4 separate regions of the Mus musculus genome follow, and regions 2, 3 and 4 are each linked to region 1. The links are chromatin loops, found by intact Hi-C in ENCODE. Cell type or tissue: heart. All regions are shown on one strand.

Region 1 (8,000 bases):
TAAGTATCTGATATGCAAGCTATCTCCTATGCCAGCCCTGTGAAAGGGTCATTCGACTCCCAAGAGGGTCTCAACCTATAAGCTGGCTTACAGCTTGTTAATGCTTGCTTGCAATGAAGAATAATGAAAACAACTTTCAGTAAATTAAATCAGAACACCCCAGTGCATTTTTTTTTTTTTAAGTTATGGCTTTCCAAGGCTGATGTGGGACAATCTTACTGAGGCCCCAACCTCAACAGACTCGGAGAGCACTCCAGATGTCCCAGACACTTCAAACTGATGTAAACTCTTTCTGCTTCCAAGTTGGTACCTGTCTTTGACTTCCTACTTAAACTGTTGCTTTATCCTAACCTGCCAAACCTGACATTTGTCTTCAGATTCTACTCTGTAACTCTGAAAAATGCGCAGCCAAGCCACGTTGACCCTCTCCTGACAGTTTTTAATGGTGTCCTTTGACATGGACTGGAGGGTGTATGGCCTCCTTACTGATGCTATTCCTCTCAGTGGCTTCCAATGCACCCTTTTAACCGGTCTTCCTGTTTACACTCTTGTCTCTTCCTGTCCATCGCAGATGTGGCTCAACAGTGATTATTTATAAAACAGTTGCTCTTCATCCATCTGCCTGATTCCTATTATGGTAAATCCACACTCTTCCTGAGACACGTCTGCACTGAGCCCACCTGCTCCCCAGCTAGCCCACATCTCAAGTCCAGGGTTAAGACGCTGCCATTCTTCCTAAGGAACAGCAAATGAACTCACTTTAGTTTCTAACACTGAAGGGTCACTCTGACCAACAGCAATGACTAGAGTTTTTAACTGAATTGTTTTTATCATTACTTTTGTCCCTATGATATAGTATGAATTATACTTTGGATAGCAATATAAAATATGACTTAAGAAAAAAAGAGTTAAGATTTCCCACATACTTTATATACATAAAAACTTGCATTTACTTAGAGGTGATATAGCTTCATTAGTATAGTCAGTTGATCTGAAATGTTGACACCCAGCCCGATGTCCTGTCGAAAGGACATCACCTGCATCTGTGTTGGATTTTACTCCACACAGCAATCACCTGAAGACTCTGGAACAAGCATCTTCTCACTCAGAGCAGAGCACTGGATTCAAGGTGCTAACACAGCTGCCCGGGCTGCTGTCCTGCCCAGCCCACCTGCAGATGACGAGCTCGGAACCCAGTTGTTCTCAGCTCTGTGGTCTACGGTAACCTGCCCCTGCCGCAGTAACTTGTCTATCTTCAAGCCTGGATCTCATTACAAAGGCCCAGGTCTCCCTGAACTCACAGACATCCACCTGCCTGTGCCACCCCAGTGCTGCGGATAGAAGGCTCAGGCTATCACGCACAGCACTTCCAGGGCAGAAAGGCTGTTTGATTAGTCTGGGCTGCAGCTTAGCCACTCAAGAGTTCCCAATGAGAAGCTATGAAGGCTCCACAGTGAACCCTTGCTCTAAAATGTATTCACCAGTGATTAGACTTCATTTTAGTGCTAAAGACACTACAGCAGCAAAGTATGTCCTGAGATTAGGATTCATCACCAACCAGGTCCTACATTTAAAAACTATAATGGCTTCCTCTCTGTATTCCTATTACGTTATTTAAGAAGATACTTTTAATATTGCTTTAAAGCTAACTATTAAAATGAAAGGACAACCTGAGTTATTTTTAGGAGGTGGATATAGAAATATCATGAGTGTATCAGTTCCCAGCATCATTTATCCAAAAATAACTCTAAAACATGTTATATACCTCAAGGAAGCCAGCAGATAATAAAACCTTAAGTATATAGGATAAAGACATCTGTGATCCAGACTTCAGACAGAATTCCTAATCATGTGCTACACTGAGGCTTGTAAAAGATCAAGCTGCAATCCCTAATTTCCAAGGTTCCCTCTCTCTGAGATCCAAGCTATGTAGTTCAAAATATTCTAAACGGTAATTTGTAGAAATTCCTCATCTACAGTAAGGATTACTAGACTACAACTTCATGAATCACTCAACTCCCTGAACATGCTTTCTTCAAATATAGCATAGTCCAGTAAGAACATGAGCGCACAGACTAATGCCACAGGCACCCTGGGAACATTTAACACTGACAAGCCATAGTAAATAAAACACAGGAAGATATGGTACCATTTCCATGTCAAGAAACGTCCAGTTTCCCCATTCATCAGCCACACAGTAAGCAAGCCACACTCTCACCTCAGCTGTAGAGGCCTGATGAGACTATGCTGAGATGTCTAGGAGATCAAACCTCTACTGTCTGAAAATAATTTCTCTACAGAAAATAGATTAGAACCACAAAGAGCAACAAGCAGATCTTTAAAATGATGTTTAACAAATCCCTGAAAGAAAATAACATTTAGACTGGCTTTATTTACTGTTTGGCTACCACTTCAAATCGTGAATGTAGTCAAAATCTTGCGGGGGGGGGGGGGGGAGGGGGGAAGGGTGAGGGAGGGGAGGGGGAAGCTAGAAAGAGGTGAAAAAAAGTGGAGCATGAAATGAAATTCGGAAACACCAAGTCGAATGGAAATAAACATCAAAAGAGATAAAAGCCTTTTAGGAGGAAAACCAAGAAAAGTTGGTATGTGGGGTTTCATCATCAAACCCTCAAACAGCCTTTCTTTTTTTTTTTTTTTCTCTTAACTACACAAGTTGCTGTTTCCAGGTATTTAAAAAACAGTAACTCGAACTAGAAAACATAAGCTTGGACATCGTCGTGATTTATTTAATTTGAATACATGTCCTGCCCACCAAATCATAAAACACTTAATGTGAACCCAACACACAAGAAACCCCAGCAGGATCAACAAGTGCTGCTCTGGCACCTGCCAAGGATGCTGAGAAAACCAGGGAAGAAACTATTAACTGCCAGTCTTAATCCTCTTCAGAACTTGAATCATCCTCTTGGTCAGAAAGTTCTGGCACTGGGAAGCGGAGAATGGCGGCTACTCCCGTCAGCTGGCCCAGCTGTTCCCCCGACACATGGAGACTAGAGAATATCCTTACGGTGCCCGCATTCTCCTTCACACTGTCCACTAGCCTGACATACCGGCTCCGGGTGGCCACATCCTGATGCCGGAAGAGCTCGTCACTGATGAGCAAAGTGTCTATGGCCAAGGCTTCGTTGGCCCTCTCCACCTGCTTGAGTCCATAGAACGCTCGGTCGGGCTCGTGCTGTAACATTTTGTAGAAGTCATCCAAGGCTTTTACTTCGCCCGCTGCCTTTGTGTCTGAAAGGCGGCTCGCTACAGTAGGGTCGCAGAGGGCCTCTTTCAGGGAGTACTTGTGTCCAGAGGAGGCGTGCACCTAGAATCACAATTATAAAAGACAAAGAATCTCTGAAAGTATCCATTAATCAGCCCACGATGACATTTGACAAACACATGAATAAGGCCTAACCTGTTTAAGGACTTGGACAACTTTTTAAAGTGCTAGATACTGCAGGGTTCAGTTACAATCTCATTTATAGTCCCAGCCAAGCCTTCGGCTCCTCCCCATTCTAAAACATTAGGAAACTCTCTCTGGGTAAGATTTTTACCTGAAGGAATTTGGAGCGGTTTTCCAGGAGCACTTTATTGTCCGTCTTCACAGCTTGCTGAAACATGTAATCGCAGAACTGCTCTCGCACGAATCCAGGGCTGGCCACCAGAACGCACTTTACAACCTCGAAGTTTATGTGGCGCTGGATGGCCTGGACCACCTGTTCATAGAACCGCTCCAGGGCCCGGTCATGCTGGGAGCAGTTGCCTTTCCGTTTCCTGGGGATGTTCACCTCCACCTTGGCCCGGGTAAGGGTCATGCTGGGCGTGACTAAGCAGACGTGGGCCAGGCCCTCCTGCATGACCACAGCTGCCACATCAGCGCTCCACGCCGGGTCGCAAGCCTGCTCGATGCGTTCCAGAACCACACTGTCCCACTGTTTCTTGGCCAGGGTGAACTGGCGGTTGGGCTCCAGTTCGATGGTGTGGTAAGCCCCCATCTTGACATACTCATTCTCTTGGATATTGGTCCCCTTCACCCGCAGCTGGCAGGCCTGGGAGTCGAAGTCGATGGCCTCCACGCAAAGGGTGAGGGTGGTGCGGACACGGTTGCTCCCCACGCTGCCTGTGGAGGACTCGGTCTGGACCTTGCGGATGGTGGAGGCGCGCAGGCTGTCGCCCACCTGCACTAAATTGAAGGTGTGCCACATGTCCTCGGGCTCCTCGGGGACGAGGGTGACCTGGCCCGCATTGTCCTTCTCGATATCCTTCCTCACGAGCTTCATGACCTCAGCAGGGGCTCAGTTCAGAACAGGGGACGCTAGGGGGGGGGGGGGTGTCCCCAGGAGGGGGGGCCGGGGCAGGGAAGGGGCGGCGGGCTCAGGCCCGGAAGGAAACACTACCTCTAACTCTTGCAGCTCGGGACAGCACTTTTACCCCACGCTTTTTCTCAAGTCTCCGCGCGCTGGCCCACGCGCGGCGCGGCAAACCTCACGCTCAGCACGAGTCAACTCTCGGGACTTCCAGTCGCCGGCCCCGCGAAACCGGCTGACGCGGCGATCGCGCAGGCGCAGCCCGCCTCCCGGCGCAAGTCTGTTGTGGGTCCCTACCAGAGAGGCGGGGCCTGTCGGCGGCGCGCGCACGCAGGCGCAGTAAAAGGAAAGGCTCGCCCTAGATAAACGTCAAAGGAGGCGGTCAGCGCTCTGAAAAGCTAAGCTTTTCCCGGCACATCCCTGTGTGCGAGCACATGCCAAGTACGTGAATGCAAACATATGTATTTAAGCTGGATTTATCATTCTGCACCTTAGCGTGAAGCCAGCTTCAGAACTTATATAAAAGTGAAAAGCGCCCTCAAAAGTTCAGACTTGCCCCCCCCATCCCCGGCGAAGTTCAAACTCTGCCTGGCTTTGCTCGCTCTTTCCCTACCAGCACTCAGACCGACGAGCTTGTTGGCTCAGAGAGATCCAGAAGCGGTTTCTAAGAACTAGTCACGTACAGTCTGGGCTCAGCAACGTGTCCAGCTGTTTTCTGCGCCTGTTACCCTGTTTGCACGATCCAGTTAACCCAGATGTTAAAGGACAGAGCCCAGAGAGAGCAGTGGAATGCGTGGAATGTACCCCTGGTGGACCTCTATGTAGCTTGACCTGATTGATGTCCTGGGAATCCCAGAATCCAAAGTTGGCCGACTCAGCGCAGTAGTCTCTGAGGCGTTCAGTGTGGGAGCCGGACTGCAGTAGATTAGCGCTCGATCTTCCCTGCCACTGACTAGCCAAAAGTTGAGGATATGGGAAGTAAAGATAAGCTAATCTAATATGACCACCCCAAAAGAAGAGCCAAAGAGTTGGTTGTAAAGGAAAAGAAAAGAAAAAGAAAAACAAATAAACAAAAATCCATTCCGTTTCTCCCATCCCCTTTGGTACAGTGGCGATGGAAATACAGAGAAGTCTCTTTCTGAATGAAGACAGTGGGGGGAGCAGAGAAATCCTGACCACTTAGGCTCGCTCACTGCGTTTTGTGTAAGGATTTTAAAGCAGAGCCTTAATTGAGGAGAGGAGGTTAAAGGGAGGGTTAATCGTGTTAACTGATGTCAGCCATCTTTCTTAGAGGTTGGTGTGTGTTGCGGGGGTGGTGGTGGTTGTCCAAGACTCCAGTATAAATTTGCACCTTAACTTGCTTTGTATCCTCTCTCCCCCCACTCCGCACCCCCCTCCCATCTAATTTACCATCTTCTTATCACAGAGCCTCTAACTCACATTGCTTTGTTCCTCTAAAGCCTTTCACCGAACCAGGCACGGGTCTCACTAAAGCAAGAAAGTAGACCTTCCTGGACTCTTAATGAATGAAAGGTTTTCCCTGAAATACTGTCAACTTTTGAAAATTTCTCAAGCACTTTCTCACTCTTATAAGGAAAATGCTACCCTAATTTGAAACAATAAATAAATAAATAAATAAATAAATAAAACGAAGTTAGGAGGAAGTTAACAAATGTTCTCAAAATCATGTAACTGGCATTCAGAGCCAGGCCGGATTAGCCCCACCCACTACCACCATGAACAATCCGTCCTATATACATAACCCTCTCTGCCAAGGCAAGCTATGTGCTGTTAGCCCCTGCTGCTTCCTTTGATTGACAGCTTTGCCTGTTCACTGGAATCAACCTAGAAGGTTTGGAATGCCTTGACCCCTCCCCCACACCTTAAAGTCATTACATTCTTCAGCACATAATTTTGTTTCTACCAAACTTAGGTAATCATTCATTTGGATTTTACTTTTAAAAACTGAGTGCATTTATTTCTACATCTGTTACATGGCAAACTCATAATGATTCATTTCATATTTCATGACATTTTTTTAAAGTTGTAAGGCCAACATCTTGGGGGGGGGGATTATGGGGTCCCATGTAGCACAAGATGACCTCTAACTGGATATAGAGCAAAGGATGACCTTGAACGTCCAACCCTCTTGCCTTCATCCCCTAAACATTGGGATTAGAGGCAGGTAGGGCTTCACCCTAAGGCTTTTAAGAGGCTCAAACTTGGGGCTTTGTAAACATTGTTCCTACTGAACTACATCCCCTGCCCTAGGCTACTTTTTAAAATGACATTGTTCTCAGTGATTGTACGTGCTACAATATTTCTCAAAGAGTTAGTTTTGTCTGAAACACCTTTCCAGCTAGGAACTTTTTGTTTGTTTGTTTGTTTGTTTGTTTGTTTTGTAACTTGGGCCAGTGTTGTATCATCAGTGAGCAGATATTCACCTTCTCCTTGTGTTACCTTTGTTATATGTCTAAGTTATTTGGGATTGTAGTTCCTAATATAACCCCCAAGTCCTTGCATTCAAACCAAAGCACTCTGTTTTCAAATCCCGCACTCTGGTTTTGGGGCGCATTTTATGTCACCAGAATAACCTTTGTTCTGAATACATCCTAGGAATTTTTATATGGTGCCTCAGCTCATCCTGTTATCGGGACTTAATAGTTCACTTTACCTCATGTGTCTGTCTGGAAGGGCTGAAAACCGCACCTCAGGACAACTGGAATGCTGAAAACCGCACCTCAGGACAACTGGAATGCTTTATCTGGCCTTTTTAAACTCTGGATGTTTTGTTCCTTGTATCTTTCCATAGTCCCTGCAAGGTCCTCTGCATGCAGTATCATATGTAATTCTAAGCTAGGCAGGATAAAGCGACAGACACATTAACCTGACAGAAGTTTCCTAGCGCTCTTGGTTATCAAATTATAATTCATTTCACTTCATGATGACTACTAAAACCTATAGTCTTAGATGGTTGTATTTTTATTCTTTTCTCAAATAGCTAAAAAAAAAAAAAAACTAATGATGAACTAAAAACCTAATAATAAAAAAGATCATGATTTACTAAATCTATTGTCTGAGCTTGTCCTTTGTACTTATTGGAGTTTGGAAATAGATCCCTTCCCGGGAATGTTTCTAGTGGTATCTCATTTGCCTATCACACTTATATTAATCTTCCCAAAAGAAGACAACCGTCAGTGCTGTTGCCTGCAAAGAGCTTGTGTCTGTCGTCTTGGGGACACTGAGAGTGGAGAACTGGGCTGGAAGTCAAGAGAATTGCGGCTCTCGCCCTCCATGTGTTTTCACCGTGACTTTTGGCACACTCAGTCCATTTGAAACCCACTTTTCTTCTACTTGACAGTTGAGGGACTTGAAGTCAATCCCACAGATTACAGTTGTAAAACTCTGCTGCGTCAACTTAAAGAAACTAACACCTATGGTATTTGTTTTCAACTATGCATACGTTTAAATTCGACTCCTTTTAAAACTCATTCTAGTGATTTGGGGTTGAATGCTTGTGCATAAAAAAAATGGTATAAACTAGGCCCACAAGAGAAAGCTAAGTAGGTATTAGGGTCCCTGATACCAAACGTGAGTTCATTCTCCAGGTAGCAGGAGAGAACTGACTACAGCAAATTGTCTTCTAACCTCCATACTCACTCTGTGGCACACTTGAGCACCCAGTCA
Region 2 (8,000 bases), 82 kb before region 1:
AGTTAGGAGTGCGAGCCTTTCCCCCCACCCCGGAAGTCTATAAAACAGGGAAATCCATACCATTCCCTGACCTATGTAGTCCATGCCTGAGCATGCTTGACTCACTAGGTGGCATTGTGCCTCACAAGGCAGACTTTCCTAACTGCAGCTATTTACCATGTGACAAAAATAGTGACAGGAAATGGAGATTTCCCAAACAAGTTGGGGAAAAGCCTTTTCCGATCTCATTATGAAAAGAGTAAGGGCAAATGTACTCTATGTACCGCCATTTGCTGTTTGGTGCCAGCCCCAGGGAGGCTGGAGTGGCGGACCAAAGCCAGCAGATCCTTGCCTTGCAAACAAAAACAGAAACAGCAGACAACCCAGGTGGCTTTTAGCCTTGATAGTGCAGCATTAAGATGCAAAAAGGTATTTTAATCTTTGGAGAGTTTTATAGAATGATATCATATTTAGATACAGAGATGTCTTGAAGCATTTGAACATTTTATTAAGGAACTTTAATAGGGCTTTAGTTAGGTTAGAAAAAAATCTTAAAATGTCATTTCAGGCAAAATAAACTATGTCCCCTACAGTGTGACTACATCCAGCCAATTATAGGTTATTTTTGCTTCCTTACTTAGAGAATATTAAGAAATGATACTTACTGTATTTGACTAGTGTAAGTAATTACAGAAAATCCAACTCATACAAGTAACATTATACAGACCAAACAGCTTATATTTAAAAATCTTATGATGTATATGTGCACACACACGTGCACGTGCACACACACACACATTTAATAACAATTAATGAAAAAGGAGCATGAATTTGAAGGATAGCAGGGAGGGTTACATGAGAGGACCCTGAGGGCAGAAAGAAAAGGAGGAACCCTAATTATAGTCTCAAAAATGTCTAAAGGAAATATAGGGACAAAGAACGGGGCAGAGACTGAAGGAAAGGTCATCCAGAGAATGCCCTACCTAGGGATCCATCCCACATGCAGACACCAAACCCAGACACTATTGCTGATGCCAAGAAGTGCTTGCTGACTGGAGCCTAATATAGCTGTCTCCTGAGAGTCTCTGCCAGAGCCTGACCAATACAGATGTGGATGCTCACAGGCAACCATCAGACGGAGCATGGCATGCCCAATGGAGGAGTTAGGGGAAGGGCTGAAGGAGCTGAAGAGGTTTGCAACCCATAGAAAGAACAACAATATCAACCAATTAGACCCACCAGAGCACTCAGCAACTAAATCACCAACCAAAGAGTACACATGGAGGGACCCATGGCTCAAGCCGCATGTGTAGCAGAGGATGGCCTTATCTGGCATCAATGGGAGGAGAGGCCATGGCCCTTTGACAGCTTGATGCCCCAGTGTAGGAGAATGCTAGGGTGGTGAAGTGGGAGTGCGTGGGTGGGTGGGTGGGTGGGGGGAGCACCCTCATAGAAACAGGGGGAGGGGTATGGGGTAGGGGGCTTGTGGAGGACAAACTGGGAAAGGTGATAATATTTGAAATGTAAATAAATAAAATATGCAAAAAAAAAACCTTTATAGATTCTTTCTTGGCCTGTGTTATTAAAAGTTAAAAGGGCACAATGATTTGGAAGACCGTCCATATTAAATCTAGGCAAACATGGTTGCTAAATAGCATCCCAATGGCTATTGAAAGACTAAAGCCGTGTGACAGAGATGTGTGCTGAGAACGCAGGACAGCTGAGCCATTCAGACACTGCTATGACTTTAGAGTGATAAGGACTCAAGTGTTCTGTCTCTGGAGGCATTGCAGAGAAAAGGGGGCTGGAGAGCCTGGGCTCACATTCCTTATCACCCCACAAACAAACCAAGCTCACTGTGACTCAGACTTGAAAGGGCGAGTGAAGCACTTTCACTGAAAGAAAATCGAAAAAGCAGGAAGAGATGAGAACTGCACAGTGCACTGTATATAACAGCACTGTCATGAGTCGTACTGAGATGGCTTTCTTTTTATAGGCATGTACATGTGTGCGCTTGGTTGCAAAGCAAAATGTTAGTTAGCATGGGCTACTCAAGAAATACTGAAACCTCAAGTTTTCATCACTTTCTTGAACTGGAGATATAGTGAAGTTGTAGAGCAGTTGTCTGGCATATATAAAGATCTGGGTTCAGTCCTCACCACACACACACACACACACACACACACACACACACACACACACACACGCATGCATGCACGCACGCACGCACGCACGCACGCACACATGCACACACATGCATATGCATATACACAAGTATTTTTCTCTATATTTTTCTTGTTCACTGAAACTCAACATAGCCTACCCTTTTAAAAGTCAAGTCTCATCCCCATATTCTCTTTCATTTGTTATTAAAAGGCTCTGCTGGGAAATTTGAAAGAGAGCCTTTAACAGCTACAGAAGTGACACTTTGATAGTGCCCTCTTGTAGATAGTCAGTGGAACAAAGGTACCCCAGAAGGGCAAAAGAACTCTACATGGTTTCTCCAAGTGACTTCTGAGGCTCCAGCCTTCAAAACTGTGAAAAAGATGTTACCAGTCAGAGAAGATTAGTCATTTGTTACTGGCACTCCCACCTAAGGGACTGCATCACTCAGTAGCCGCTTCAGGCAGTTACCACAGAAAAAGTCGAAAGAAAAAAAAAAAACTCTTCAGAGGCGTGGCATGGTTAGAGAACCATAGCAGATGGAGTATTGCAGCCAAAGGACTTGAGGCAAAACTCCGAGAAGATCTTTAGAAATGCACAAAGGGCAAATTACAGAGGAAATGAACAAAGAAGCAATTGCATCAGAACACTCTTGAAGCGGCCCCAGGGACAAAGACACAGTGGGGAAAAATCAAAGTTGAGCTAGTGGCTTTACATTCTAGACCTGTGTCACAGACAAGGAAGAAGGCATGCTGGGGCATTTGCGTTCTTGCACAGGTCTATGCTGGCTGCTGTGCTCCCCAGCCCAGCTGCACATTGTCACAGCCTAACAAAGTCGGCTTCTAGTCGACATGGATTTCTGTAAAGTAGTTCCATTCATATAAAAGAGAATTATTTCCCGATGGCTGTTGCACACAGTAAAAATGAGTTAGTAATGTCCTGAGAATAATATCCCAAACCCATTACAATACGTTTGAATCTTACATAGGATATGCAGGATTAGGAGAGATCATCATACCTTCCAAAGCAAATATCCTTTCTCCCAGAGCTTTAACAATAGTGACCAGGGCCAACTCATCTGAGACGTTGAAGAAGTGCTTTTCGGTGGGCTCACTTGCGATTGATTTTATCTCCTCCACAAATTTTTCGGTGCTTAAGTTCCCCCTGTTATAGTGGCCAAGGATCTAGGGTCCAGCAAAAGTGGCGAGAGCGTATTTTAGCTTCTGCATGTTAAATACGTATCTCAGGCATATTTTCAGTAAAGAAGAGCATGCATGTTATCTTCAGACAGGGGATGGTTATAAACTTATGGGAATATTATGGAAGTTTTCTGAGGACATGGTTCACATAATATTGACTCCTGCAAGCATTTATCTTATTTTTCATTAGACGTGTTTGTGTCTGGTGGTTGTGTGTACTTGAGTGCAGGTTCCCTTGGAGGCCAGAGAGAAGCCCACCCGAAGCTGGAGCTACTGGCAATTGTTTGTGTACATGTATATGTGATACACGTATGCCTGTATACATGTATACATGTGCATGTTTCTTAAAGACTCGTGAAAGTTCTATGTGCACTCTGCCATAAAGTCTTCTATGTGCGTTTCATTTTCTATGAGAAATCTTAAACTTTCATGAAGTCACGCTAATCACGTTTTATCTTTAAGGCATGTGCTATTTTGCCTGTGTAAAAATGCCCATGTTTATAATACTATGTAAATTTTAAATGAAAAATCCCCAATACAAAGATATTACCGAATTTTATACTTTAAAATTACATAGCAGTGTCAGTATCAGGAAAGAGAATCAAACAAATTAGTACCACAATTATTTTTTATTTCTGCTTACAAGCTGGTATATTTCCATTCTTGATTTGCCTGCATAAGTATTTTCCATTTATTTATTTATTTACTTACATACTTTACATCCTGATTGCTGCCCCTCCCCTCCCAGTGCCCCCTCACATAGCCCCTCCCCCTCCCCCTCCCCCTCCCCCTCCCCCTTTGAGAAGGAGGAGGCCCGCTCTGGGCACCAATCCACCCTGGCACATCACGTCACTGCAGGACTATGGCCTGCATACGATTAAAGACTTTTCTCTTTCATAATGAAAATATTCCTCTTGTAATAAAACATGTTTAGTCTTCATTACAAGTGACACTTGAAGATTATTAGTTCCCACTTTTAAATATTCATGCTTCCCTTATTATACTGTCACAAACTGAGAACAACGTAAAGGCCTGTAAATCAGGGTGCATAGGTGATGGTTGATTCCTGTGGACAGCATAATAAATATAAGGAGCACCAGCATAAAAAAGTAGCATGTATCCATGTGTCTTGCGTGACAAGTGAAACACTAAAGAATCCACGATGTGTGACCATCACCATGGGATCCAGAATCAGTAACGTAAGTAATTTATGGAAGTGGTTACAATAGGAGATCCGTATTAGAAGAAAAGAAGGCACAGGGAACTGTCTGGAAGTGAGAGGAATGGATGCTAACAGATGTGTTTAGGATGTGCACTTTGAAGTCACCCTTTGCATCGACACGCTTTTCGCTGCCTGCAAATGTTAGCCCGACTTCTAAAAAGAACTGAACTGTATGAACATACAACATCAACGTAAATATATTAAAAGTTCTAATGACTATATACGACATAGCACCTTTATATTCTATAAAGTTAAAAACAATAAACCATCATTGAATTTAATTTTTCAGATATATGGACACTGATGCCACAAAAAATTTTGAGAAGACCAAGGGATTACAAGTGTGCAATTTGGGCTGATGGTTATTCAGGCACGTACATGTGGTTTTAAAGGGAGGTTTGAGATGATAGGTTACAGAATGATATTTTGATAAGATATATAGATAAATACTTACAGAAATGGGGGGAAATCCAAGTTTCCATTTACATAGTTCTTCCTATGACCTATGACCCACGACAGACTTGCTTGCTTCCCACTAGGAACAGTGGCTGAAAGCAATGGTGGCATCACTCTGCCGCACGCTAAGTGTTAATGTGAGAATTATGAGTTGAATCTGCCCCAGTCAAGCAGACACATGAAGGCTCTGCGTGATGTGCTTGCTCCTTTCCCTGGGGAATGTCAGTGACCAGCCCAGAAAATGTCACGTTTCAACGCCAGAAGACTTCAAGCCAACTCTCTCCTCTTCACTTTTAAGACCCCAGAGACCCAGTCCAGTCTAGCTCTTTCACAGGTTTGATGTACATGCAACGAATGACACATGGATATCTAGGAAGGACTGCCCAGTGAGTTGGGAAATCACGTGCCTAGGAAATGTGGAGCTGGTAATGAGGTGCCCTGCATGGCCCTTAGGTTCGGAACTCTGTGGGTCCCTCTGAGTGGTTTACGTTGTTTATAGATTTTTTTTTAAACATCCCGGGATATCAAACCTTCATTGTTCCTGTTTGCTTCTTACCTAGGACGTTCTAGGCTAACTATTGGGTCAATACATCAGCTCCCTTTCATCTAAAATTGATGAAGTTCAAAATATTCGTAAGAAAATTTTAATAGGTGAGTGTTAGGGCATGTGTGGTTGGAGTTGTTGATTGTGGAGTGAATTGTATCAGACATTTTTTGGGTAAGTGTAACAGGAGGGAGGCAAGTGGATCTATCTAAGTAGGAAAAGTACCCACATGGTATATTTAAAGAAAAAAAAACAGGTAAGTACAATTATAGGAGAATATACTCAGATGCAGGAGTTACTGTGACCCCCCATATGATCTTGAACCATCTTCTGTCACGATGAGAACAATGGCAGAAGCCTATTGGAATCTTTCACCCAAGGGTCTGGTAGCTTGTTAAAAATGTTTTCTATGAAAATAAATAAAAAAAACTTAAATAATACAGCTAATATATTTTTGCTGCTTCATACATCTCAAATCTGTGGACCCTAAGCATTTTAACTCCGCTAATATCTACCTGAAAGAAGTGTTCACAACTGACATCTCCTTGAGGCAGAGATGTCAAAGTAAACATACGGAGTGCATTCATGTGCACAGCTTGTCTTTCATTTGAAAACATAAATGGAAGGCTAAGATCCTTACCGATGCCTCATCTACATTTGAGTGCAATAAGTAATTTACACCTCTCAGCCATTATCGCAAAGAGTAGTCTCTGCATATCTAATGATGCCCGATGGACCAGACTAATACTCTCCCTGGACAGAAATGGATGATGCAGAGCCAACTCATGACCTTTCCCAATGGGAAAATTGAACAGGACACATTTGAATCTTTTAAATAAGGAATTTATATTACCAATATTTAATTCTCTGAGGGAGCCGTTTCCTGTCAAAATACATTTCTGTGTTGTTCGGGATCAAATACTGGGAGACAGACAGGGTAGAAGGATTAGTCCGGACAACTGAGACAGAAGAATAGTGCACACAGCACATGAGGTGGAGTTTCTATTTGTGTGGATACAAGCAGAAGACTCTGAGATTCCCTAAGACTTTCTGTATTGTTGCACAAACAAGAGAAAGTAACACACGTGTCTTGTTTTCTAGTTTGGTCTCACATAATATGTTTTAATGTAAACATGATATACTAGGGAAAAAGAGACACAAATTAGGAAAAAAATTAAATAATTATCATTAAATGAATTTTTCTTTCTTTCTTTGTTTTTTTGTTTTGTTTTTGTTTTTTTTGTTTTTTTTTTGGTTTTTTTTTTTTTTTTGCTTATACAGCTCTCAAAAGCAGTTTGGTAATAACTCAATGATTAAATAGGAAACACATCACTATATGGTACTCCATGAAGATGAGTGGGATTTTGAAATCTCCTTTTGACTAGATGAGAGGCAATGCATGACTATCAAATGGGATTCCAAACAAGCAAAGCAATTCAAGGCAAGGAAAAACTGACCATGTCGCCAGACTTGATGCAAAATGCCACTGACGTTGTCGTTCTGGGGAAGCGTCCTTAACATTGGTTGTGTGTGCTAGTGTGTGAGTATTAAGTGCTCCCACGAGGGTGGCAAGCAACCTAGGCTGAACTACACCCTCAGCACCAACACTGATCATTCTGATGATGGCTAACACTGTTTATGACCTGCATCCGTGGTCCTTGGGATGCTGACCAGTTCCTCTGGGGAGAGCAGAAAAATGAGATCATCTCTGATATTCAGATTTCTGGAGTCAGCGAGCAAGCTCTGGCTTTATATACTGAAGAAAGAAGCCAGCCATAGACTAAATGTCACTCATTATTTGGACACTTTCCTGAGTAAAGGCAAGGGCATCTGAAATTATTCTCAACCATAGATTCAAAAATAGTTACACTGTAGCAGCAGAAGAGGTAATAAAGAATTTGATAATAATTGGCAAATGAACTTTCATACAATGTATCGTCTTGTTTATAAAATGGGGTGCCTTGCCCCTAGAAAGCTAGGAATCAGGTCCTGGAACATTTTTCTGTGTATGAGCGCCCCCTCCCACTTCTTAGCATCAGTCATGCTTTTGAAAGAAAAAGATAAATTTATTAATTGCATGTTGAAAGCTAATGCAGATAATATATAATTATTGTTTGTAGATTTCAGGCTGAGCTCTTGGGGTTTCAAATCTTTCCTCCTTGCTTATATATATATATATATATATGAGACAAATAAATAAATTTTAGTGAATGAAAGAACAGTTGATTTCAGATATAAGAGATGCCTGCCCCTAGACTCAAGGCACATGCAGGGCTATGAATTGTCAGCTGAAAGGAAGGGCCAGATGTGATCTACGGGGGAATTCTCTGCACAAAGAGGAGACTAAGATCCCTTTCATCTCTTAAACACAGGGCTCTTAAGAGCTCATGGTTGCGAACACCTCGAAAAGATGAGAGGCAGAGATAACGTGTATTGT
Region 3 (8,000 bases), 270 kb before region 1:
TGTAGTGCACAATGGTGGGCCTACGCTCTTTGAGTCCTGAGAGAAACCTGGGCTTCGGATGATATCCAAACTCTATACCTATTTCAATCTTTTGAGGTTTTTACCACATTTAAGGAGAGACATCCAGCTTGTGTTCTTTTCCTGTATTCCAGAATCAGTCACTGCTACTGACAAAGGCTGAGATGTGTGCAAAAGGTGAGATTGGCTTCCTTATGGAGCTGTTTGAAGACTAGGACTTGACATGAGCTATTCACCAAGACCAGACATAGCCTGTACCCTCCCCAGAAATGGCTCCCAATCCTGTTCTCTTTTTTATCTTCTAAGAGAGTTGGTCTGCTATTTTTTGGCTCATTGCTTTTGAGTTTTCTTTTCCTCAACTCTCCCTCCTAATGCTTCTAAAAAGTCATTGGTTGGAGCTTTCTAGAATCCATACTATGGTCCTTAAAGATTTGGTTTTCATTGGCTAACAACTCTTTGACCAACCTCCTCTCTCCCCTCCTTTCCTCCCTCTCCACCCTCTCTTCCTTCCCCCCTCCCTTCCTCCCCTCCACCCTCTCTTCCTCCCCCCCTTCTCTCTCTTCTTCCCCCTTTCCTTACTTGTGCCTCTTGCATATCTCTATGTGCAAATCTTAGATTTTCACACAACAAAAATTTGAGATCCAGACTTCTGTTGCCACCTTCAACTGGAAGATTGCATATTGGTTTTCAAAAAAAATGTTTTTAAAAATGATCACAGGTGTCTTTAAGAGCTAGCTCCCTACTTTTTGAGGTGAAAGATTTGTAATAGAAATGACTAGCCCCAAAGGCATGCTTCTTTTGACCTTACTCCTTGAATAAACTAACAAGGATATGGAGTTTATGTGGGGTTTATTCTTTACAAATTACTAATGAATAAAACAAGAAGTATAGCATAATTTCAAACACTCATTTGATCACAAAGCCAACTTGATAATATGTATACACCTACAAGGTGTGGTGCGTAAGGCATTGTGAAGTGTGTTCAATAATACATGCCTTGCGCTGGGCATGCTTCTTATAGCAGGCCTTAATAATAAATCTGTTTTCATAAGTCATTTGTGTAGATTGGTGTTGGAAATTTTGGGTCACCTGTAAAGATGCATAATTTCATGTGGGTTTATGTAAAGCTAGTATTTCAAAACATAATTACCATGTTATCAGTTTTTTTTAAAATGGCATTTGAAATTCTTCAAAGATATTAGTCCAGTGTCTCTTTATCTTATACCAGCTCCCGATCATCTTCAGAAATATTTCTGCTGAGCATAAATTCTATTATACTCAAAGAATTGCATAAAGACTGAAATTTCAAGATCTATTATATATATATTTTTTCATATAGCATATGATCATAGGCTCCATGTTTTCCAATCTGTGAAACCAAGTCACATTCCAAGAGGGGTCCTTGACAATGAGCAGTAGGTACCTAGGGGCTCTTAGATTTAAATTAATAACTAAAAACAGGTCACAGAAAATGTTTAGACAAGAATAGAGATAGGCTGTGATGAAGGTGAATACACAAGACATCCAGATTGTTTGCTTGATTGTTTTAAACCCCTGAAGTAGGCAGATAAATTGCCTTGTTTGTTTTAGAAACAGAAAAAAAATTTTTTTTCACTTCAGGCTCAGTTCAAGTAGAGACTAAGCTGTTTTTCTTGTTATGAAAAAACACCCTGACCAAAAGCAACTTAGGGGAGAAAGGGTTTATTTGGCTTGTGGTTCCAGGTTACAGAGAGAGTCATAGCAGCAATAAGCTGACAACTGGTCACTTCACATTCTCAGTCAAGAGCAGAAGAAATGTGTGCACCATGCCGCCTGCTTGCTTGCTTCTGGCTTTCTCCAGACTTATAAAATTCAAGGCCCAGACCAGGGGACGTCACCATGCCAAGGATGGCCAATTACCAATCAAGGCTTTCCCACAGACATGTCCACAGAGCCTGATCTATATTATTTTTAGATTGGAGCTCCTTTTCCAGTTTATTCAAGGGTGTGACCGGTGGACATTTAAACTAACCTGCACAGCAGTAATGTGCAGTAGTAATGGTGGGAAGTATTTACACAATATTAATCAGACAGGAAATGATGTTACCTGTGCATTCAAAATTTGTTTAGCAAATCTAATGAACATAGACCCTGACAGACATTTCTTGGAAAACATTTTGGAAAAGGGAATGAACATTTTTGGAAATACAGTCATTCCTGAGATATCTTCCTCAAATAAATAGATCCTTTTGTGAGGAGCCAAAATGTTCTACATTTCTAATATCAGAGTTTAGATTCTTTTTTTAAATCTAGAAATAAGGCGGAAATGTCTTTATCTAAATTTATGTCTGTATTTTTAACTAAATGGCATCTCATTTAGTACAGACTGAGAAAATAGTGACTAGATTTTTTTTATAATAAATTGTAACTTAAGCAAAACAATAACCTTGCTACTAAAGAGGTTAGGCTATTCCTAGTAATTTATTATGTTCCATTCTAATTACCCACTTATGTAATTAATGAGTTTGTAACTAAAATAACATTAAAGTCTTCAGCATAACATGAAAATATCCTGGTATTAGTCTGGTTTGCAATCAGAACTTAAGATAGGGCTGTATTTTTTTTTTTTATTATTTGAGTAATGAAGAAAAAAATGAATAGAAACTGGAAGTACTAGAGGCCAAAAACCTTGAAAAGACTCACTCCACTAATAACTCAGAAAGGAGACAGCGTGTTTCCCCAACAAGATTTGGAATAGGCTGACAAAGAATTTTTTTTCTTTTTAACTAAGCTATTAAGTTAAATCCATCAACAGAAAAACCGCAGGAAAATGTGTGCCATTTGAAAACATTATTTCTTTTAACTTGTAAAAGAATTTTAAAAATTTTTACTGTTCAGTGCTGTGGATTGTGACTTTACACTAAGCAACATCTCAGCCCTAAGAATCTTGTAGAATAAAGAGGATATTTTCAAAATGAATGGCATTATCCTGATGTCATGGTCTCATAATTGGATTTTTAATATTTGAATAGAGTAAAACATTATTGAGCTTTGTCTTTGTCCTTGTTAAGATTTTATTTCTTATGTGTGTGGGTGTTTTGCCTGTATGAGTGTCTGAGCACCGCCTATGTGGATGCTGGGAATTGAACCTGCGTCCTCTGGCAGAGCAGCCTAGCACAGGCTTAACCCTGTCTCATCTCTGAGTCCACCAAAGGAAGTTTTTAGGAAGAGCTCTTAGGCAATTTTTGAGGTCCCACCTGCCCTCTCCGCCCCCAAGCAGGAATGATAGGCTCTAGCCTTTATATGCACCAGTTTGTTTGCAAAACCACATTGAACTATGCATTGTTTCTTAGCCTATTGAAGATATTGCTCATTGCTGTCACTGGAAACGACCCAGGAGCCCAGAGTGACTGTCAGTTTCCTCGTTTACCTAACAGCATGTGGACATAAATATTTAACCTTAATGTTTAGCAACCTTATCAAAATAAATGTTGATGCAAATCATAATCGGGCTTATTACTCCCCTCTGCCCACCCTTCCCCTTCTGCATTTCTATTTCTTCCTTGAACTGAGTACACCCATCTTGCCAACTATTTTCCTTCTGGAAATTTATTACCCAATTTTTACGTTCCCATAGCTTGACACAGAACGTGAAATGTCCTTTCCTTCCGTATTTGTTACTATTTTGGCAAATGTATTTGGCACAAGAATCTCCTCGGTGAGACTTCCTACAGCAGGTGACCCAGCCACGCCCCCCGCCACTCTCAACTGAAAGGTAAGGTTTTTACTAAGATTACAGTTGGAACACAGTTACGGTTAACCCGGACTGAGCGCCCAGCGAGGGCCACTTAAATCCACGTACCCACGCGACAACTAAGGCAGAGATGTGTACCTAGGAAGTCTGGATGGGGTCGCTGGCTCAGAAACTCCTGAGCGCCTAAAACACTGAAGTGACAGTCAGATACCGTCTCCACGCTGCGAATAAGAACCCGGATCCCACACTGGATGGAGGGGCCGCATAGGTTAGCCTGGGGAAGGCCACCCTGCCGGGTCACACAAGAGGTCGCAGCACTGGGATCCAAAAGCAGAGTAAACTTTTGTGGGTGCAGGAGGCGTGGCGGGGCGGAGCGAAGTGTACGCAGGCGCAGTGTCCACACGCCCGGGGTTGAGCACCACCCAGAAGGTGGAGCATCCGGCTGCGCATGCGCTCTGAGTCACCGGCGCCTCTAGGGGTTGGAGAACTGGCTTCGCGGTGTGTAGCGGGATGGTTCCTAGGTGCCAGGTAAGAGTTGGTTCGCGCGGCTGGGGCGCCCCTTCCTCTCTAACTCCTCCCGGGTTCCGGGTCTTGCGCCTGCTGCTCGCTGAATGTCAAGTTCTGTCCCCGAACTCTGGTGTCCAGGTCATGGCCTTCACGACCGATTACCTAGACGGTTTTTTTCCCTACCATTCCGGATGATTTATTTTGACACTTTTTAAAATTAAAACGCTCCTAGTTAGGAATTATTGTGAGGAAATGCGCATCACCCAATGATTGACAGGCTCAGGATAGTTTGCAGCAGCCGTGATTATTGTGGAGAGACCGAGTTGTACTGAGTGACAGGTGAGACCTTGTGCACAGTCAGGTCCCTTAGTTCCCAGGCTGATTACACGGGTTTGGCCTAGAAACTACCAGTTGATCCTGTAATTCAAGCCCATTTGCTTTGCTGCATGTCAAATGTTCTGTGTTTTGTAACTCAATCGTAATGTAGGACGGAATCAAAGGTCATTTGACCACTGTGAAATGAAAGCTAGGCCTTTGCTGACTGGGTTATTTAATTTACTTGTGTAATCCACCCCCTGACTCAGACCTCTGTCTCTGCTTCGCGGCTGATGGAAGAATCGATTCCGTGTCAAGTCAGACTTAGCATGTTTTCTAAGGAAATTTAGTAGGATTTTAATGCTGCCACACAAGCTTGAGATTGTGAGAGGTCTGAACAGTAGGCAGAAATCAGAAGTGATTTTAAAGCGTTTGTCTCAAATATGAATCTATAGATATATGGAAGTGTTTTGTTTGTTTGTTTATGTTTTTCGAGACAGGGTTTCTCTGTGTAGTCCTGGCTCTCCAGAACTACACTCTGGTAGACCAGGCTTGTCTTGAACTCACATAGATCTGACTGCTTCTGCCTCCCCAGTTCTGGGTTTAAAGACATGTGTCACCACCACCAGGCCAATACTGAAGTTTTGTGAGCCATTGCATTTGGGGAGCGAGGAGCCTTCTTGGTGCGGGTTATTTAGACTATCCTCTCTCCTTTCAGATTGACGTGTTGTATTTTGCAAAAAGTGCTGAAATAGCCGGAGTTCGCTCGGAGACCATTTCTGTGCCACAGGAAATCAAAGCGTCAGAGCTGTGGAAGGAGCTAGAGAGTCTCCATCCTGGGTAGCTAACGTTATAGAGTGCATATGATGAACATGTAAAGGTTTCTAAAATGTGTAAATTACGTGTGAGTGTGCGTATGTGTGTTCTCACACAAGAGTACTAGTTCTTTTAAAATTCTTGAAAATTTAAAACTCTGGTATTTAGAAACATCCAAGTACCACAAGGAACACCATAGATAATTTACTAGAAAAGCAGTCAAGTGGATGCCCCCTAGATATGTTTATGTAATTTACAATCATTTTTCTAATTTCTAAGACAGAAAAATGCAAGTTCTGCCTTTTATAGCCTAAGATGAAAAATTGAAAGATGCTGTTAAAAAGATACATTATAAACCTTTCTGTCCTTTTCTCTCTTTTAAAATACTCAAAAGTTTCTGAGATTGAAAGAAAAATGAAGTATAACAGACCCTACATGCTTCTGAGCTTGGGTTTTATAATATTTGAAAATTTCTCACTGGCCCCTGAAAATCTGAAATGAAACTTATTATTTTTCCCTGAAGCCCTGTCGGGATGAGCTATAGAATGGCTGGACACTGTCCCAGGAACACGAGTGGTGCTGCTTCAGCCTGCGGAGAGAGGTTTCCCCCAGAGCTCTGCTCTGTGCGGAAGGTGCTATACCAGTAGCTCCCAACCTGTCGGTGGCGACCCCCCCCCCAAGGGGTCGAATGACCTTTACACAAGGGTCACCTATTAGATAGCATATCAGATATTTTCATTACGATTCATAACGGCGGCAAAAATGACAGTTATGAAGTAGCAATGAAGTAATTGTGTGGCTGGGGGTCACCACGATGTGAGGAACTGTATTAAAAAGGGTGGCGCCGTTCGGAAGGTTGTGCCACACTGTGTGCTCAGAAGGGCTGCATGCTTCTCCCTGGCTAGGAACCACTCAAGTCACCTTTTCCCTCTGTGAAAGGTTGGCAAGCCCTTTGTGCTGTTTCACCTACCTGTAAGCCAGCAGCCGGCTTCATACGAAAAGGCTGTGTTCTCGTTGGGAAGTTTTTGTTTTGATTTTTTTTTTCTTCTTTTCTCCAAAGTTTTGAATATAGGTCTGTAAACTTTTCTGTCCTTTTCTCTTCTTTAGAATACTCAAAAGGTTTCTGAGGTTAAAGGAAAAGCGGACGGAGAATAACAAACCCCACGCACTGCTGAGCTTGGGTTTTATGATAGTTCCTATCTTCCCACTGGCCTTAGCTTTAGAGTAACCTCACATATCTTTGGGGTCAAGTGTGTTCTACGTAGTGAGAGTTAGGTCAGTACCTTCGTGAATGAAGTATTACTTAATGCAGCTGAGGAGGTGTGAGGAGCAGTTCACAGGGTCTAACCAGGGCCGTTTCTCCTTCAGGTTGGCTGATGTTAGAAACCAGGTGATATTTGCTGTTCGTCAAGAGTATGTCGAGCTTGGAGATCAGCAACTCCTGCTTCAGCCCGGAGATGAGGTTGCCATCATCCCGCCAATCAGTGGAGGATAATGCATCTGAGCCATCTGGGTATGTGGTGAAGGACCAGCCTCAGGATACCTTGCGCATGGTTTGCTCTTACTGTCTATTCTGTGTGAGGCTGACTGCACCAGTCCTTTACCGAGGCAGCAGCAACTGGGATTTCTATACTGATGCTAGGTTGTGATGAATACTGTCTACCGTCTCCCATGACCCCTAGAGTAAGCAGTTTGATGTGTTCATTATATTCATTTAACATTTCTCATTGAGATCTTATGATGCATGTGTTTTGATGGTGGGAAAACAAACTCAGAGAAATTTTAAAATACCTTGTCTTTAGGGACTGGGCAGGTGCCTCCCTTTGTGAAGTGCTTGTATGAATGAGCATGAGGCCTTATTAGGGACCTAGAACCTCTGTAGAAGCCAGATGTGGCAACACATTATTTTAGCCCCAGCCCTGGAAGGCAGAGACAGATGGATCCCTAAGGATGTGCAGGCCAGTGAAGTCCAGATTAACTGAGAGACTCTTGTTTCAAAACATAAGATGGAAAGCAATTGAGGAAGACACCAGTGTTGCCATTTGGCCTCCGCCTAAATGTGCACAGTGTTCAGGTTCATGAACACACACACACACACACACATACATGCACATACAAACGAAAGCTTGTTTTGGCCACGTGTGGCCACACATGGCCTTTCCTCACAGTGGCAGGACCAAAATTTGAATTTACCTTTGTAGTATGACCTTGTTTACTTTTTAACAAATGTGGTTGCTTATACCTGATAATAGCTTCCCTGGATGTAAACTGTATAAGTAGGAAGTTAAAAGGATTGTCCCTGAAGAGACAGTCAACTACTGTCCAGCACAGAGGAGCAGCTTCTCAGCTGTGTGGTCGTGGGACTCTCGGGTCAACTTAGTCCATGGAAGAGTGGGATGCGTATAAACATTCTTCAGGGTAGTGTGGGAGCGCCCGGCTAAGGACTGAGTCAGAATAGCTTGTTTTATTGTCAACTGAAGAATAAATACACTGCAAGGTAAACTGTTTTTGAATAAGAACTCTTTAAGGTATAGATAAAAAAAAAAAGAGATAGGAAAGAAAAAAGATCTCCCGAAAGCAACAGTAAATATCCTTCACAGAAGCAAAGGTT
Region 4 (8,000 bases), 58 kb before region 1:
TCCAAGACTAAATATGCTTAGGAGACCATTAAAAAATGTTGCTTGCAAAAGGATCCCATTGAATACCCACCACCAGAGAAAAATACAGAAAAAATTGTGATGTATACATTTATTCACAACCATTCACTGAGGTTCATCATTTCAGCTAATTGTGGACTGGTTAAGGGAAGATGAGCCACCGTTTGCTCTGGGGTCAATTATGGACATGTGGACATCAATATAAGCACAGAGCATTTGGTGTTCCCAAACTTGAATATACTTAAGAATCATACAAGGTTCAGGCTCAGTGTTCCCATAACAGATTCAGAAAGTTTAATTTGGAAAGTCTTGGATATAGTCCACACACCTCAGGCATTCTGAAGCAGGAATTCCACAAGGTGTGTGTGTGAAGGAATGCTGCATGGGGGAAGGAAGTCCAGTGAAGGAGAGTCATATCTCATTTCCCACTATGAACCACGTCCTCACCCTGAGCTGCCACAGAGCACACATTCACCAACGATTCTGAATAAATACCGAAGTGAGTGTGGTTAACCTGCACCACGCATGGTACAAGTGAACTGTGATGTGCAAATTTAGAAATACAGTCAATTTCTCTATGGTATTTTTGTAGGCTACATTGCTTCTTTGAGACAATGTCTCTCTGCGTAACACAGATTAGACTGGAACTTGATGTGTGTTACCCAGGTTTGCCTCAAGTCACAGTGAGTTTTCTGTCTCAGCCTCTTGGGTACTGGGCTTATAGGCACACACTACCACTCCTTTCTCAGTTTGTCTCTTTAAGAAATAGGTTGGCTTGGGTAAAGCTAGAAGATACTACAAGTGACACTGGATACAATGCTGTAGAAGGAAATATCTGTGGAACGGAACTAAGTGGGTGGGACTCCACTCTTGGCTGCACAGAGAGTTCATTTCCCATTAACTTGTAGTATCTGGTCCACTCTGCTAAATAGGGTCATTGTTCCATCCAAGAAAGACTCACAGCTCCGTGAAGCCCACCCTGGCAAGCTGGGTTTCCTCTGATGTACAAGCAGACTAGTTCCTCTGGGAATGCTAAGACAAATTAGTATAGTTCTAACAGGGAAACCATAAGAAAACTGTAACCGTTTGCATTGAATGTGTAAGCATATATTTTATATATAAACTTATATATAACATATAGTATATATTCATAGTATAGTATTTATATATACTATAGCATATACCACATAGTTATGTACTATATTGCTGTATCTATAATATATGTATATATATACTAGAGTATATATGTACTATACATGCTATCTAGTATATACACTATATATATATAGCATATACACATACATATATAATATTAATAATAAATAATTAGTAATATAATACAGTAAAATATGATTAAAATTTGTTCTAGTAAAAAAAATATATATATGTATATATGTATATATATCTTCTCCTAGTTGCAAGACTTGAAAAGATTAATTACATGCTAAAAGTTGCATTTAGAAAAATGTGCATTTTATGGTAGATAAAAACCTGTTTTCTTTTACTGATTTCAAGCCATTCCAGTGCGATATTTACAACCTCACCTCTCTAGTAGGTCTGGATATGGAGTTTTCAGCTTGTTTTATCTAAAATGTGAGCATTTTGTCTTTTTAAAAAATAAGATCACTTTGATTTTTTTAACGTAGTCAACTGTGTAGCTCTGGCTGTCCTGGAACTGGCAATGAAGACCAAGTTGGCCTTGAACTCACAGAGATAAACCTGCCTCTACCTCCCAAGTGCTGAGACTAAAGAAGGGCATATGCCAGCACACCCCGCTAAAAATCATTTTGTTCCAGTCAAGTCAAAAGTAGAAACAGCACACATCTAGTTTAAGGGAGCTACTCAAACACTTGCCCAGTCAAAAACTACACATTATACATTCTTTAGGCAGTAGGAATGAAAGCACAGGGTCACATACCTGTGTCTGTTTGGGGCCAATGTCCATCCTCTTAAGAAGGTCGTTTAAAAAGGCAGTGACACTTTCCCAGGGGTAGATGCTGTTGGAGCCATCTAGGACGATGACTATGTCAAGCTGTGTGCTACATTCTGTGACAGAGGAAAGTGGTGTGCGGGTTAGACATCTCCCTTCTTAGGAGCAGCTGAAGTATTCTCCCCGGCTGGAAGAAACCCATCCTAAAAGAGGCGCTCACCGCACCTATTGTTTTTGAATTATTTTTAGAAAAATTTTAGTGAAAAAATATTGTATTTTTGTTATACTCAGTTTGGAATTTGTATCATAGAATGTGCCCCCCCCCACACACACACACACTTTTCCTTTCTTCCTTCCATCCTCCTCTGAGAAGCCCTGACTATCTTGGAACTTGCTTTGTGGAATAGGCTGGCTTCGAACTTAGTGATTGACCTGTCTCTGCCTCCCAAGTGCTGGGATTAAAGGTGTGCACCACCACTGCCTGACCTTCTACTTTAATTTCACACACACACAGAGGAATTTCCTCATCATACTGTTTTTATTCTGTACATCTCAAAGGAAGTTATTCTCTTCAGAGAGATTCACTGTTTTCATACAACCAGCATGATAGTATTAGCTGTGAAATTTAAGCATAATCCTTAAGGCTATTTATACTAATATCAATTCCAAAAGTAGGAGCAAAATTTGGTTATATACTAGCAAGTCAAGCGTTTGCCTAAGTGGGGAATGATGGTAGATGAAATCCGGGAAGCCTTTGGTGTACTCTTGGGTAGACATGTAGCTCATTCATTGCTTATGGTTTCAAACATGCACGAATATTGCATAAAATGTGTACCTTGTACAGGGGCGAACGAGTTCACAACTTGAAATGTAGGGCTGACATCAGAACATATGCCAGTCGTATAATGCAAATGTCCACATCTATAGGCATACAAGGGCCCACATGCCTTTGAAAAATAAAAATGCAAGCTTTTAAAACTGAACATTATACAACAGGGTTCAAGACATAAATGACTCCATTCCCATTTTTATGACACTTATCACTCTTCTTTCTCACCAGAAATCCTCCCTTCGGATTGGTGACTAAAGTTGATCCAAATGTCATGTTTTCCTTTATTTCTGTGACATTAGGAATCGATGTGTTAACTACAAAAATAGAACAACAAGATTTCATGAGTGTGAAAATATGTTTTATAATATGAAATTAAGTGTCTCCTCATTAAAACATTCTATTTGCTTGGCTCATCGCATAGCACATTCTTGTTCTGGTTCAACTAAATAGACTTCCCGGTACTGGGAAATATAATGAACAAGTTAAGGCTGAAGAGCTGGCTCATGTCCCGGAGACTTTGTCTGTATCACTGTTTCAAATAGTTTGGCTGGATGTTGAAAGAATGCAGAACTAGCAGGGCAACGAGAATGTGGGATTGGTTTTCACACGTTTTTGTTAATTAAAACAAATGCAATATTCAGTTGCATAAGAGTATAGCTAGCGATAATTGATGTTCTTTGTTACAAACAACCAAGGCAAAATGTAACTTCTGGAAGGTGAACCGGCTCTGCATAGAGCAGGGAAGTCAAACAAAAATGTTTTTATCGTGACTTTGAAATTCATAGGGATGTCAGGAGAGCTGCAAAGAAAGCTGTGTCAGGATTAGAGAAGTGTCCAGGCAGGTTGGATGAAGAGACTACAGGAAAGGAGAACTTTAGACAGTCCAAATAGGAACCATGGGCCATCGCATTCCGACCTGACCAAACTGGCGAAGAACACTGCTTAATCATTCACGTTCAAAAAGAAAGACTTGACAAGGAAAGGGAAGGCGCCTAGATTCTGCTCAGAGTGCAAGAAGCATAAATAGTTGAAAGGGGCACAGTTTGAGTTCAAGAAAGACTCTTAGTACTGTTCGTGTCTGCGTACGCCCTCACCTACAGACTTACAGTCAACAAGGAAACAGATTCCTGGATGGTCCATCTCACTTTCTGAGAACTGGGTTCTGATCAAGGATTTGGTCAGCCTTGCTTTGAAACCACTTTTTTTCTATTTTTTTTCCTATTGAAAATAGATATTTTTTCAAATATGTTCTGTTTGTGGTTTGCCTTGCCCAGCCCCTCACAGCTGCTCCCTGCCTCTCTTTTCTTCCGGGCAAATCCACACCTTGTCTTTCTCTCATTAGAAAGCAAGCATCCAAAGAATGATAATAAAATAAAGAACGATGATAAAATAAATTAGTAAGATAAGATAAAACACAAACAATCAAATCAAGCCAAAGAAAAGACACAAGAAAAGTACATAGGTTCAGAAACACACACATTCACACACAGAGAAATGCATAAAAAACAAAACCAGAAAAACATAACATATGCACAAAGGGATTGTGATATTAAAAAAAAAAAAAAAGCCCTGACAAAGCATTATGAGTCAAAGGATCTTGAGCTGAGCTACTGTGTACATTGGTATCAAAAGATCTAGATTTGAGACTTTAAATGAGGGTTGCCCAGAATCAGCATTGCTATGACAATTAGAGGATATTGAAAATGTTTCCTAGCAACCTGAAGAGATCAACTTCAGTAGTCAGTTAGGAGCCCCAGTGGAGGGATGGGGACACCAAGCCACCTATAAGACTTGTCTACAAGAAGTGCAAGGGCAAACCCAGCAATGACTGGCTTAGCTTGGGATCCATCCCATGGGTGGGCACCAATCCCTGACACTATTACTGATGCCATATTGTATTGTTTGGGTTAATTCAGCTCCTGAAATCACAATGGAGCCCAAACATCCTCACTGAGGGTCCCTGCCCCCAGTTGGCTCTGACTAGGAAATAAAGTTGCCAGCGGCTGCTGGCTGGGCAGAGAGACAGAGGTGGGACTTTTAGGATTCCCGGACCCCCCCCCCCCCCAAAATGCAGGAGACAGGGAAAAGAAGATTCCGCCATGACAGGGGTGTAGAAAACAGAGGACACTGGTAGGTGCAGAGGAAAGAAGCCCCATGGGGCTGTGCAGCAGGGTCCAGGGCAGCAAAGATAAAACATAGATTTAGTAAGTATTAACTCAGGAATATTGGTGGGGAGTGTGTTAGCCACGTGGAGGTTCAGGAGTGGTCCTGCCATTGAGCTAGTTGAGTCATATTAAAAATAAGCTGGTGTGTGTGTGTGTGTGTGTGTGTGTGTGTGTGTGTGTGTGTGTGTTTCATTTGTGAATCTAAAACACTTGCGTGGGTGTAGAAGAGGTATGAACACCTGCTGGGAGCAGAGGATTAATCATTTACCACAACAATGTTGTGCTTGCTGACAGTAGCCTATCATGGCTGTCCTCTGAGAGGCTCTACCAGCAGCTGAGGCAGATGCAGATACTAAAAGCCAAGCACTGGACTGAGGTCAGGGACCTATGAAAGAGTTAGGGGAAGGATTGAATGAGGTGAAGGGAATGGCAACCCTACAGGAAGACCAATGGTATCAACTAAGTCTTATGCCTCGGAGTTCTGTGAGACTGAGCCACCAACCAAAGAGCATACTCTAGTCCTAGGCTCCAAAAACATATGTAGTAGATTGCTGCCTTGTCTGGCCTCAGTGGGAGAGGATATGTCTAATCCTGTAGAGACTTCATGCCCTAGAGTGGGGGAATACAGGGGTCCGGAAGCACCCCCTCAGAGGTGAAGGGGGGGTGGGGAGAAGAACTCTGCAAGGGGAGACCAGGTTTGGGGGGCAAGATTTGGGATATTATTAAATAAAATAATTAATTTTTTAAAAAGAAAGAAAATGTTAGAAAGAAAAGAAAATGTTTCCAACTGTTTTTGATGTAGTTAAAAAACCTCTGCACTAGTTTGGAGACTATTCTAGTTTCCAGGAATAGGGGACTAGTTGTTATCAAAAAGAATCATTTTGTAAATAATAGTATAAATCCTAGAGGAGGAGGCAAAGACGCTCACAGATGCTACATAGAGTCCGTACTTAGAAGAGGCCGGCACTGGGTTAAATAACTGGTTTGGTGTTTCATTTTGGTTTTATTTTTCTTTTTTTCCTTAAAGAAATACCTTATTAGGTAATAAAATTCAAACAGGAGTTCTAGGTTTACTACCTTGAACAAAAAGAAGATAGAAATTTAGGGTCAATGACAGCATCTTTAAAAGGGAGCAAGGAGTATCTTAGAAAAGAAGCCATATAAGGGCAATTACAATATATGTTTATGTACTCTGTCTATTTTTCTGTATAGTCTGAGTGGGCCATGTGAAGAGTGGACTCCACACAGCCTAGGGGAAATAGAAAGAACCAAATACAACTTTAACAATTCTAACTGAAAAAAATCAGAATCGGGGAAATGTGCTCTGCCAAATAAATTGCCTGCTAGTATTTTTTAAAAAATTAGAACATTCAGAGGAATATAACAGATAAGGATTTCAATACTTATAATTAAAATCCAGTTTATATTTCAAAAATATAAATAACTAAGGAGAAGTTTTGTGTGTGTGTGTGTGTGTGTGTGTGTGTGTGTGTGTGTGTGTGTGTATTTTCTCACCTCAAGGAAAGGTAGCAGACAGAAAAAATGTTGAGTATCCTTGGTGCTACAGTGATCAGGCACCAGGGTATTCAAATATGCATGGTAGCTGTGTTCATGAATGTGAAGGAAAATGCTCATAATAAACAAAGAAATTAGAAATTGAAGACAGGAGAACTGGAAAATACACTGTCCGCAGAACTTGTAGACATAAATCATTTAATCATTTTTAACGATTTATGGATACCAAAAAAGCTCTAGATAGAGACTTTAGGGGTAATTTTCTAGTCATGCCACACTCAAAGTGCTATTTTTATGAAGACATATTTATTTTGATATACCTATGTTTCATATTTTAAAAAATCATTAATATACCTAATTACTGTAATTTCTCTCATTCAGTTTATAAACTTGGATACTAAGTTGCATTTTGTGTGAGGAATGTGGTAGATATGTCCATTTGGCAAACCACTTGTTTTCAATGGATACTGAACAATGTAGGGTAAGAGGTAAAGTTACAAATCGAATAAGCTATTCCAATTCTATGGCTGTTTCCTGATGAGTTACTGAAATAAATTAAGGACTGAGTGAGACACAAAGTCGTTCTATATGAATTCCAGATGTCAAATGCAGAAAGATGGTTTATTAATTTTAGTATTTTCTTGGGTCACTTGAAAGTTGTTTGCAGTGAGAATATGGGCACAAGTTAGGATGGACTGTTTAATTTTACACACCTGGTAAATCCAACTTCACACAAGGCATTGATCTCTCTCTCCCAACTGGACACTTATAGACATCTCCAGTTCTTGCTTTGGGTTGGCCAACTAAAGGAGAACCAATAAGAACCCTGGAATTTGAAAAGAAGCAATTGAAAATCTTAAGCAGGAGAATACATTTGTTTTAATTATTTTATGGTAAATTCTAAGACAGTCGACGTTTGCTCCCATACACGTTACTAGATCATGACCCTGTTGGTAATTTAATTCTGTCTAAATTAAGCAGAGTGTCACCCTCGAGTTCCAGCTTGCTAGTGCTGCTGTAAATCTCAGCAATCAGTATGGCTATCATTAAGAAAACAAACAAGAACTGCTAAAAGGAAATCGTCATAGACTGCATTGCCTACAGCTACTCCAAATCAGTAAAAGTCCTTCCTAAATCAGCGATGAGGCTGGAGAGATCCCTCAGTGGTTAAGAGCACTGGCTGCTCTTGAAGAAGACCCGGGTTTGAAGTCCAGGATACACGCAGTGACTCACAAACATCTTTAATTCCAACCCCAGGGACTCTGATGCCTTCCTCTGGCTCTGAGACCAGTACGTGCCCACTATATACAGACAAACACATAGATAAAACATCCATACACATAACATTAAAATAATGAGTATCTTTAAACATTAAACAAGAAGTACACATTAAATAATAACTACAGGTTGCATTACCATGTGGTCCAGCTCCTCCACTCTGGGGTACACAGGTGAAGGATTGTAAGCCAGCATGCAACAGAGATGATTATACGGTTGTGTTTCTTACTACACTCTTTACAATAGCCAAGATCCATATCTT

The links. Peaks named below come from ENCODE experiments on the same cell type or tissue, not always from the same donor. Only the 100,000 strongest peaks of a DNase experiment are listed, where the experiment ranks them.
Region 2: a loop joins it to region 1, with 2.0 times the contacts of the local background. A loop is called at or near these places in 4 of 42 quality-filtered maps.
Region 3: it touches region 1 in a loop (2.7-fold over the local background); 4 of 42 quality-filtered maps call a loop at or near these places.
Region 4: a loop joins it to region 1, with 2.5 times the contacts of the local background. A loop is called at or near these places in 4 of 42 quality-filtered maps.

What each region holds. Positions count from the first base shown.
Region 1 is chr13:115,085,634-115,093,633 of GRCm38, forward strand. The region is part of intron 1 of Itga1 (integrin alpha 1); the gene reads right to left. Pelo (pelota mRNA surveillance and ribosome rescue factor) reads right to left here and starts at 4,525. Exons shown (of 2, transcript NM_134058.3): 1 at 3,561-4,525; 2 at 2,722-3,328. The coding sequence starts at 4,286. The coding sequence ends at 2,897. In heart, no CTCF peak of the experiment used is centred here; DNase peaks (open chromatin) are centred at 3,948, 4,628 and 5,048; H3K4me3 peaks cover 3,662 bases; H3K27ac peaks cover 3,554 bases.
Region 2 is chr13:115,003,744-115,011,743 of GRCm38, forward strand. It overlaps Itga1 (integrin alpha 1), which reads right to left. Exons shown (of 29, transcript NM_001033228.3): 9 at 3,161-3,326. Among named protein-coding and RNA genes, the nearest start is that of Itga2, 76 kb to the left of the region's middle. In heart, a CTCF peak has its summit at 99; no DNase peak of the experiment used is centred here; H3K27ac peaks cover 3,317 bases.
Region 3 is chr13:114,814,045-114,822,044 of GRCm38, forward strand. Mocs2 (molybdenum cofactor synthesis 2) reads left to right here and starts at 4,193. Exons shown (of 6, transcript NM_001113374.1): 1 at 4,193-4,279; 2 at 6,758-6,902. The coding sequence starts at 6,805. Gm34790 (a long non-coding RNA gene) reads right to left here and starts at 4,180. Exons shown (of 3, transcript XR_382937.4): 1 at 3,890-4,180. In heart, CTCF peaks have their summits at 4,211 and 4,410; a DNase peak (open chromatin) is centred at 4,167; H3K4me3 peaks cover 1,857 bases; H3K27ac peaks cover 1,197 bases.
Region 4 is chr13:115,028,100-115,036,099 of GRCm38, forward strand. Itga1 (integrin alpha 1) reads right to left here. Exons shown (of 29, transcript NM_001033228.3): 3 at 7,174-7,286; 4 at 3,006-3,094; 5 at 2,784-2,895; 6 at 1,937-2,064. Among named protein-coding and RNA genes, the nearest start is that of Pelo, 58 kb to the right of the region's middle. In heart, no CTCF peak of the experiment used is centred here; no DNase peak of the experiment used is centred here.